Linked DNA regions of Homo sapiens: region 1 is linked to region 2. A link is a loop called in an ENCODE intact Hi-C map of the cell type or tissue named here. Cell type or tissue: psoas muscle. All regions are shown on one strand. Each heading gives the region's core, and the rest is flanking DNA. Links, peaks and the distances in the headings are about the cores only.

Region 1 (4,377 bases), core at 113-4,112, 230 kb before region 2:
GTGCAGTGGCTCACGCCTGTAGTCTCAGCAGTTTGGGAGGCCGAGGCGGGCGGATCACGAGGTCAGGAGGTTGAGACCATCCTGGCTAACACGGTGAAACCCCGTCTCTACTAAAAATACAAAAAATTAGCCGGTCGTGGTGGCGTGTGCCTGTAATCCCAGCTGCTCGGAAGGCTGAGGCAGGAAAGTCACTTGAACCCGGGACGTGGAGGTTGCAGTAAGTGGGGATGGCGCCACTGCACTCCAGTCTGGGTGACAGAGTGAGGCTCCATCTCAAAAAAAAAAAAAAGCAGTGGTCGTGGATACATGGAGCCCTTTTTAGAATGAGCCTCCCCGTAAACCCCTAGCGACACCCCTCCCATTTCTCCTGCTCGGACTGACTACTAGGAACCCTTGCACAAGTGTCCTTGAAGCTGGGGGTGAGCCCACCAGGGGAGCTGCAGACGGCCTCCCCTGGTCGGGGGCTGGTAGACAGCAGGGCTGCGTTTCTCATCACGAGTGTATCTGAGACAGCGCAGCCCCCACCTTTGCCACCACCAAGTGCCACCCTTGTGTCCTGGCTCATGAGGGCCTCTTCCCAGCCCTGGGAAAGCCAGCCACCCTAGGGGTCTGCCTGCCAAGTGCTGCTGTCAGATCGAGCAGGGGCTTGGTGTACCACCAGACCCCCTCTCCAGAGGAAGCTGTGGTCTCTGCTGCGGTCATCCGGTACGGGAGGAGGGGTGTTGAGGCCACTGTGAGGGAGGACCCCTGTGCCATGCCCCTGTCACCCCAGTGTTTCTCCTTTGTCCACACAGCGGTCTGGGTTAGAAACACCAGGGCCCACTGCAACTTTTGTTAGGGCCACTTAGTGCTGGTTGGGAGCCACAGGGCCGTGGCCTTTGTTTCTCCGTGGTGATTACTGCTTGTGCAGCCTCCTGCCAGTGCTAGACCTGTCTGGAAGGGAAGGGCGTGTGCTGTTCCCGTCTGTCTTTGGCCAGAAGAGCCTCCCATTCTTTGCCTTCACCATGTTTGTTTTTTTCTGCACAGGATTTCTCCTGGCTGGGGCACACCCATTGGTGTTCAGTGGAAGTAGAAACAATTGGAACAAACAAAATGTGGAAGCTTAAAGAGAAAAGAAGGAGATGGTGGGCAGGGCTTCCAGGCCACGTGTGATCTGTGGCACTGCTTGGCCTGTGGACTGTGGCCACAGTCGCGTTGCTGTCCCTGGCTCCCTTCTCTTTGAAGGTCTCCTTTGCCAGCGCACACGGCTCCCTGGGCTGGAATGTCTGTTCATTCATCCCTGCAGTTGTTTGCGGATGTCCCGGGGCTAACGTGAGTTAGTTAATGTGAGTGAGTTAAGTGCCGCAGCTCCTGTTTTTCGCCCTGCGTGGTGGTGATTTTGGTCTGTGTCATCGAGCATTTCGCTGTGGTGGGCGGGGAGGCAAAGAGCTCCCACAAAGGTATGCAGCTTTTCCCTGCAGAAAGCAGGCAAGCTGGAGGGTTGGAAAGCATGGAGGCACCATGCTGTTTCCCTTTTGCCCGTGACCTTTGCGGGTTGGGAGACTTTTCTTCCAAGCACCCTTTCAGCAGCGCCTTTTCCCCTCCAGACATGGTGGCTGTGCAGGCTGTGGGCTGGCAGACCCTATCCCCACAGCAATGCAATCTCAGGAGCCCAGGTGGGGCTGTTGTCTCGGGGTTTGGCCTGCACCGTCTACGGAAGCTCCTAACTCCTGCTTTGCTGGGACTTGTCCTCAGCCCATGGAAAGGCCTGATGGTGCCAGGTGGCCCTGAGGAGCCAGATGCCTGAGCCTGGGGCCAGGCCTGGGCGTGAGCCCAGGAGCATAAAATTAGCTCCGGCGTGGGTTGAAAGCTGCTGGCGTGAGCATGGCTTGTCTGTGTTGAGTTTGTCTTGCACAGCCCTGGCCTCTCCCCACAGCCTGCGGCCAGCCCTCTACATGGGCGGCCGCTCTGGGTTCCTCCTCCCGGCACATCTGCCCTTCTGCTGCGTGCCCTGTTCTTTGTGCCACATGTGACAGGACCATTTGTCATAGCAGTGGTGTCATGAAATACAAGAGTGTGGGCCTGAGAATCTGGGTTGAGTCAGGTTCCTGTTGGAGGCCTGCATGCGCGCAGCCTGCTCTGAGTGCTCCGGACACGCGTGAACAGAGGCAACAGGAGCCACCCCTGGGCAGCTTCCCCACTGCCGAGGGGGACGGGAGTAAGGAGGTGTGGGATGGGGTGCCTGGAGGGGGTGCGTGGGAGAGCTGTTTGAATAGGAGCTCTAGAAGGCCTCTTTGAGAAGGTGCTGTTGAGCTGAGACCTGCGGAGGTGAGGGAGGGGACTCGCCATGCAGGCCTATGGAGGGAGCCCTGGCTCCCTGGTGCTTTGTCTCAGAAGGGCTGCCTTTGCCTCCTCCCCCTCATGGTTCCAGGGACACGTGGGTTTTTATTTAATATTTTTCAGTCGATTGTCGTCTTTAATAATATTTTGATGAATGGGCTGTGTCAAATTTAGCCAGCAGGAGCGCATGTGACTCAGCTCCCGTATCAGTTGAATAGACGAAGGGGCAGGGAGGGAAGCCTCTGTGAGCAGGAACTGGTGAGCCTGGCTGTGTATCACCTGGATAACCTCTGAGCTGAAGAGCTGTGCCAGCAAAGCCCTTGAGCTCATGTGGGCATGGGGGACAGTCTGAGGACAGGAGGAACAGCAAGGAGACCTCAGGCTGCGCTCAGGAGGCTTCGGTGGCAGGTCAGATTGCTCTTACAATTTGGCAACCATCTTATGAATATTGTGGGTTAAAAGAAATAATCAGTGTCACCGGTAGCCAAGTTTTTAATGTTAAAAAAGATGACAATATAGAATAAAATGAACCCCTGCAGGGTTCCGTGGGGAGTATTACCATGAGAGCATCATTCTGTGCGTAGGCTGTGCTCCCTGCCAGCGGTGGGCTTCCCAGCAGGCGGCCTTGGCTCTGCGTGTGACATGCTCAGCCTGCAGCACCGTGTGCCCTCCTGAGCAGCTCTGCTCTGGTGGATGCTCTCAGCAGAAAACACACAACTTCGTGGTCCCCTCTTCTGCCCCTGGGTGGGCCAGGGTGCGGGTGTGCATCCCATGCCCAGGACTGCCAGGCAGGCCGCATGGTCAGCCACCAGGGTCAGGTGTCAGGCGCTGCTCCAGACGCGTGCGTCTCTGATCTTGGGCATGGCTCAGCAGCCTCCGGCTTGGCCGTGGGTGGTTCCTGCTCACCTGTTTCTGAGTGACCAACCCTGAAACTTCTGGGCCTAACATGAGGCCTCATCACCTTTCCCGCATCTGTGGGCTGGTGGGTGGGGCTCTGGCCCCACAGGTTATTCCTGCACTGCCACCCGTGGTGGCTGGGCTGGCAGCCCTCAGGGGCCTTGCTGTCATGGGTGTCTGCTGGGGTGCCACAGTTTCCCCCACATGGATCTCTCCAGGCAGAGTTTTATATCCTCACCCTAGAGCAGAGTTTTTGGACTTCTTGCTCTCAGGACCCCTTAAAGTCCTTGTTGAGGCTGGGCATGGTGGCTTCTGCCTGTAATCCCAGCACTTTGGGAGGCCAAGGTGGGAGGATCACTTGAGACTGGGAGTTCAGGACCAGCCTGAGCAACATAGGGAAACCCCATCTGTACAAAAAAGTAAAAAGAATTAGCCAGATGTGATGGTGTATGCCTCTAGTTCCAGTTGTTTGGGAGGCTGAGGCGGGAGGATTGCTTGAACCCAAGAGGCTGAGGCTGCGGTGAGCTCTGCACCGCTGCACTCCAGTCTCAGTGATAGTGAGACCCTGCCTCTAAAATTAAAAAAAAAGTCCTTATTGAGTTTACATGATGGAGCTATGAATATTCATCTTTCAGAAATTAAAATTGAGAATGTAAAACAACTTTAATTCATTTAGAAATAATTAAAAACCCAGTATATCTTAACATAAGTAATATTTTTAAAATTAAAAAAAAAACCTATTATCTTCTAGAGTCAAATAAATAGAGTGGCTTTACTTTTTGCAAATCTCGAGAGCTGGATCTGTCAGGTTCTGTGTTTATCCTGCTGTAATTTTACAGGCCAGGTGGCTTCCACAAGGCTTTGGCACATGGCACCTTTGTGGTACTGTAAAGACAGTGCTAACCTCATGGTCCCAGACCACACTTTGGGCTCTAGGACTCCCCACGTGGCCTCTCTTTGCCTCTGCCGGGACGGCCTTCATCCCAGGAGAGCCATCATGAAAATGGCTGGAAGACAATACATCCTTTCAGCCACCTTCTGTTGGTCAGGGAGTCACGGAGCCACCTGGATCTGGGGGTGGGAGTGGTTAAGAGTGGACAGCCTGCCTCTGGATGGAGGAGGGCTCTAGGAGGCCCTGGTCCTCCTGCCTCCTTCAGGAGG
Region 2 (4,377 bases), core at 123-4,122:
GTTTACATGCCAAGTGCAGGTGCATGCGTGGCACACAGACACAAACAGCACCTCCACAGCCTCGCAGCGTCATGGGGTGGGAACGGTGAGAAGGTTTAAAAAGGCTCCGCAGGGGGCCAGTCATGGAAGTGGCCAGGAAACCCTGGTCTCCTGCCGCCTGCGTGTGGCCAGCCGTGCTTCAGGGGCGACTGTGGTGCGGCTCCTTGGGGTGATGTCTCCTGGCAGGCGTGAGGCCAGGACTGCATGTGTTCAGGACTCCACGTCCTGGGCTGAGCTGGGCTCTTCCGGGGCTCTGTCAAGGCAGAAAGTGTGGCCCAAGGAAGCAGCGGCACTCTCAGTCGGAAACGTATTCCTAACAGGTGTCGGGCAGAAAGTGTGGCCCAAGGAAGCAGCGGCTCTCTCCGTTGGAGACGTGTCACCAACAGGAATATTCACAGTGGGTGTTTAATTTGTGTGCTTAAAAAGAAAAATTAGCTTTGGATTGACTACACACATTGCATGACAAAAAAGAAGAATTAAGACTTTATTTCTGTGCCAAAACTAAAACTTAGACTTGAAGAGAAATTGTTTTAAATAGAAGTGAATGTTGGAGACCTCTTTTCTTTCGTGTGGAAAGGTACGCTGCAGTGGTTTAGAGCTCTGGCGTCAGTGAGGGAGGAATGGTCGTCAGTCACAGGCTTGCGTCGTGATCCTCTGAGAGCGGCACATGGGGGAGGAGAATCAGCAATTCCAAGAAATTTGAAGTTACATTTTAAAACTATATTTAAAACAGACTAATATTTATAAAAGTAGCTTTTATTTTCAGAGAAGATAAAATGCTGTGAGCTCTGTGGGATGAGAGCCCTACCCTGTCCTTTTTATTTTAAAAGTAATTCACGAATGTTTTTAAAAAGTTTCTAAAAATAACTAGCAGGATATAAAAGTATAAATAAATTGAAATAGAATCTTCCCTGCCTGTTTCCCTCGAGTTCCATTCCTGAATGCTCCTCCAGAGTTGGTGTCGACAGAGGCCTCCTTATGGCTCCCTGCAGCAGGTCGTGCCGCACCTCCGCCTCCGCCTCCGTCCCCCGAGTCTCCATGTGTTCGCGGCAGGGACCGCCGGCTCCTGGTGAGGCCGCGTGGCGATGCGCTGGGTGGATGTGCCTGGCTGGTGGACGGGGCGTTTTGACGGCACAGGTGACGCAGCCTCAGGCATCCTGTGCTCACGTGCCCGAGTGAGCATTGACAGGGGACTGGCTCCTGAAGTGGAATTGTTGGCCTTCACACGGGCATTTAGACTTGTTAGTGTTGAACTCAGTATGTGCATCTTGTACATGGAAGCAAAATTCTAGAAAAATATCCATTATGTATCGGGAGTAATCATTTTTGTTTTCATATTTCCAAGCCTTTGAACCAGGGTAAAGCATATATTTTTATGTGACCATTGAAATAGTTCCTCCATCATCATATGGCAAAAATAAATTTTAGGATTAGCACTGAATTTAAAAAATAAATTCAAAATAGACATTTACTGAAGGACCGAGTGTCGTCACTGAAACGATAGGGTTTACTTCAGCACCTGGACTCTCTCCCCTGTGACTCGTGAAGCATGAACTGGTAGCACTCCCTCCTCGTTTGAAGGGCTTTGCTCTAAGTTGAGAAACGAGGGCATTGCAGCAGCAGGCAAGCCGCCTCTCCCTGGTAGGCGGGGCAGCAGGTTGCGTAACCAGTATTTGTACGGGGAGGACTGAAGCCTGGTCTCCGTCTCCTCTCTTGCTCTTCCTGTCTTCAGGTTAAATGGAATATTTTTCTGAAAAACCTTGAATTTTGTAGTGTTCAGTCTTATGACGAATTGAAAAGCTGGCACGAAGAGGTCCTGTGTGTCTCACCCATGTCCCCTGGCCGACGCTCCCCTCCCCGGGAACAGCTCTCACAGCTGTGGCGCTGAGCTGGGGGCATGACTGTTGGCTCCAGGTTTTATTTGGCTGTCCTGGTTTTTCGATGACTGTCCCCTGCTGTCCCAGCACCCTGCCTTGCGTTTAGCCATCATGTCTGCCATCTCCAATCTGGGACCGTCTCTCAGGCTTTCCTTGTGTTTTTGGGACCTTGACGGTTTGAGGACGACTGACTGGTCAGGGATTTTGTCAGATGTCTCTTAATTGGGGTGTGGGTTTTTGGGAAGAAAACCCAGATGTGAGGCGTGTGTCATCTCGGGGAGCTGGACGCGCACCTGCCCCGCCACATGGCGCTGGCTGCGGTCCCCGGGCTGCGTGGGGCTGATGAGCTCCATCCGCAGGGAGCTGCTTCTCCCCTTTTCGTGTTCTATCCACACGGTTTATGTTTAAAAACCCTCTTTTCCTATTTGCCATTTTATGGTTAAATCCTTGTTGAAAAATGACACTTGATCATTAGGCCTTTGGATATAATTTTATTTTCTCCCAGTAATGAGCAGTCCCACTGTCTTTAACGGACACCTAAAGAGTGCAGAGCAAGGAGATGGAGCGCTGGACGCCTTCAAATACCGGGACAACCAGGATCCAGAGCAGCGAGGGACCCACAGTGCTCCCTCAGAGGCCTCTGGACCCCACGCCCACACGTCCCTGTGACCACCCACACCCTCCCCCGACTGGCTTCTCCATGCTGCTGTCTCCGGGACATGAGTCGCCTGTCTGTCCCCCACGTGTGGCCAGGAGGGCATGAGCCACCTGTCTGTCCCCTACGTGTGCCCAGGAGGGCACGAGCCGCCTGTCTGTCTGCCATGTGTGCCCAGGAGATACGGTGCTTTTCCTGCCATGTCCTCAGAGCTGTGCATGTGGCACACAGGAAGCAGTTGTCACAAATAAACAGGAATTTGGCCTGTGTATGTTAGTCCTGAGAACTTGGTTAGCACGAGTCTGTTTCTGCAAGATAACCCGTTCCTGGTGAGCAGACAGAGCTAGTCATAGAGCCTGCTGGCATGGGCTGTGCCAGGGCCCTGTGGGGTTGGCAGGGAAGCACGTCCTGTGTGGCCAGGTGTCCCCCGGGGAGAGAGCTCTGGGCTGTGAATCCTTCTGGGAGGCAGGCGAAGGGCCCTGGCCTTCTGTACCCCAGTGTTTCCTGTGTGCCAACAGGAACAGGTGCTTAGCATCTCGTGCCATGGGGCCTCTCAGCGCCCTCCTGAGCCAGAGCTTGCTGTTGAGCTGTACAGCGCCTCGAGAGAGGCTGCCTGGGGGAGGCTGGCCTGGGACTCCTGGCATGGGCCCACTCCGCTCAGGCACCTCTGCACCCTCCTCGATTGTCCGTAAGGGCAGGGGGTCCCTCCGGGCCCTGGCCTATGCCACACCCTCCGGAGGTGAAGCCGGGGTGCTCTGCTTGTTCTCGCAGTACGGCTTCTCTCACAGGGCAAAGGTCACTCGTGACGTGTCCCAGTCAAAAACGGGGTAAAGTGTGGGGAAACGCACAAAGTGTGTTTTGCTTTTTAGAGAAGAGCGGTTGAGCACACGCCATGCTGGCTGCTCAGGTTGGGGTGCAGCCTGCAGAGAGCTTCCCGAACTTGGGGGTCCTGAGTCCGTAACTGCTCGAAGCGGTGCCTGGATCGTCCGGGTCCCTTCTGTTTACTCACATTGGTTGTGGAGCGCTGACTGGCTTGTGCGCTCCAGGCCTTAGATGGGGACACAGGTGAGGAGCTAGACCCTCTCGGGGTCCTTTGAAGTGCCAGGCGCCCAGAGCACAGCAGGTGCAGGGCTTAACTCAGAACCTCCTGGAGCCCTGCCTGGCACCGTGTCATTGGGAGTCCATGGCACAGGCAGGTACGGGTTTCTGGTGTGCATGGCAGAGGCGTTCTGGCGGCCTCAGCACGTGCACTTTGCCTAAGCTCACGTCCGACACACCGAGGGTTCCAGGTTCCACTCGGTATTTCCTGAAAACAACTGCCCAGGGCACTGGCGCTGACCGGGGCCCCTGCAGACGGCTGGGTCTCCACCCCACTCCACCAGCAACCAGGCCTCCACCCCACTCCACCAGCAACCAGGCCTCCACCCCACTCCACCAGCAACCAGGCCTCCACCCCACTCCACCAGCAACCAGGCCTCCACCCCACTCCACCAGCAACCAGGCCTCCACCCCACTCCACCAGCAACCAGGCCTCCACCCCACTCCACCAGCAACCAGGCCTCCACCCCACTCCACCAGCAACCAGGCCTCCACCCCACTCCTCCATCAACCAGGCCTCCACCCCACTCCACCAGCAACCAGGCCTCCACCCCACTCCACCAGCAACCAGGCCTCCACCCCACTCCTCCAGCAACCAGGCCTCCACCCCACTCCACCAGCAACCAGGCCTCCACCCCACTCCACCAGCAACCAGGCCTCCATCCCACTCCTCCAGCAACCAGGCCTCCACCAGCAACCAGGCCTCCA

The links. Peaks named below come from ENCODE experiments on the same cell type or tissue, not always from the same donor. Only the 100,000 strongest peaks of a DNase experiment are listed, where the experiment ranks them.
Region 1: a loop joins it to region 2, with 7 times the contacts of the local background. A loop is called at or near these places in 7 of 110 quality-filtered maps.

The regions. Positions count from the first base shown.
Region 1 is chr11:1,529,783-1,534,159 of GRCh38, reverse strand. No RefSeq gene overlaps it. Among named protein-coding and RNA genes, the nearest start is that of DUSP8, 40 kb to the left of the region's middle. RefSeq lists an enhancer at 1,640-2,140. In psoas muscle, for the core only: no CTCF peak of the experiment used is centred there; a DNase peak (open chromatin) is centred at 1,869; H3K4me3 peaks cover 1,589 bases; H3K27ac peaks cover 3,813 bases.
Region 2 is chr11:1,296,609-1,300,985 of GRCh38, reverse strand. The region is part of intron 1 of TOLLIP (toll interacting protein); the gene reads left to right. Among named protein-coding and RNA genes, the nearest start is that of TOLLIP, 11 kb to the left of the region's middle. RefSeq lists enhancers at 1,106-1,837, 1,838-2,569. In psoas muscle, for the core only: no CTCF peak of the experiment used is centred there; DNase peaks (open chromatin) are centred at 242, 1,675, 2,665 and 3,005; H3K4me3 peaks cover 2,322 bases; H3K27ac peaks cover 3,854 bases.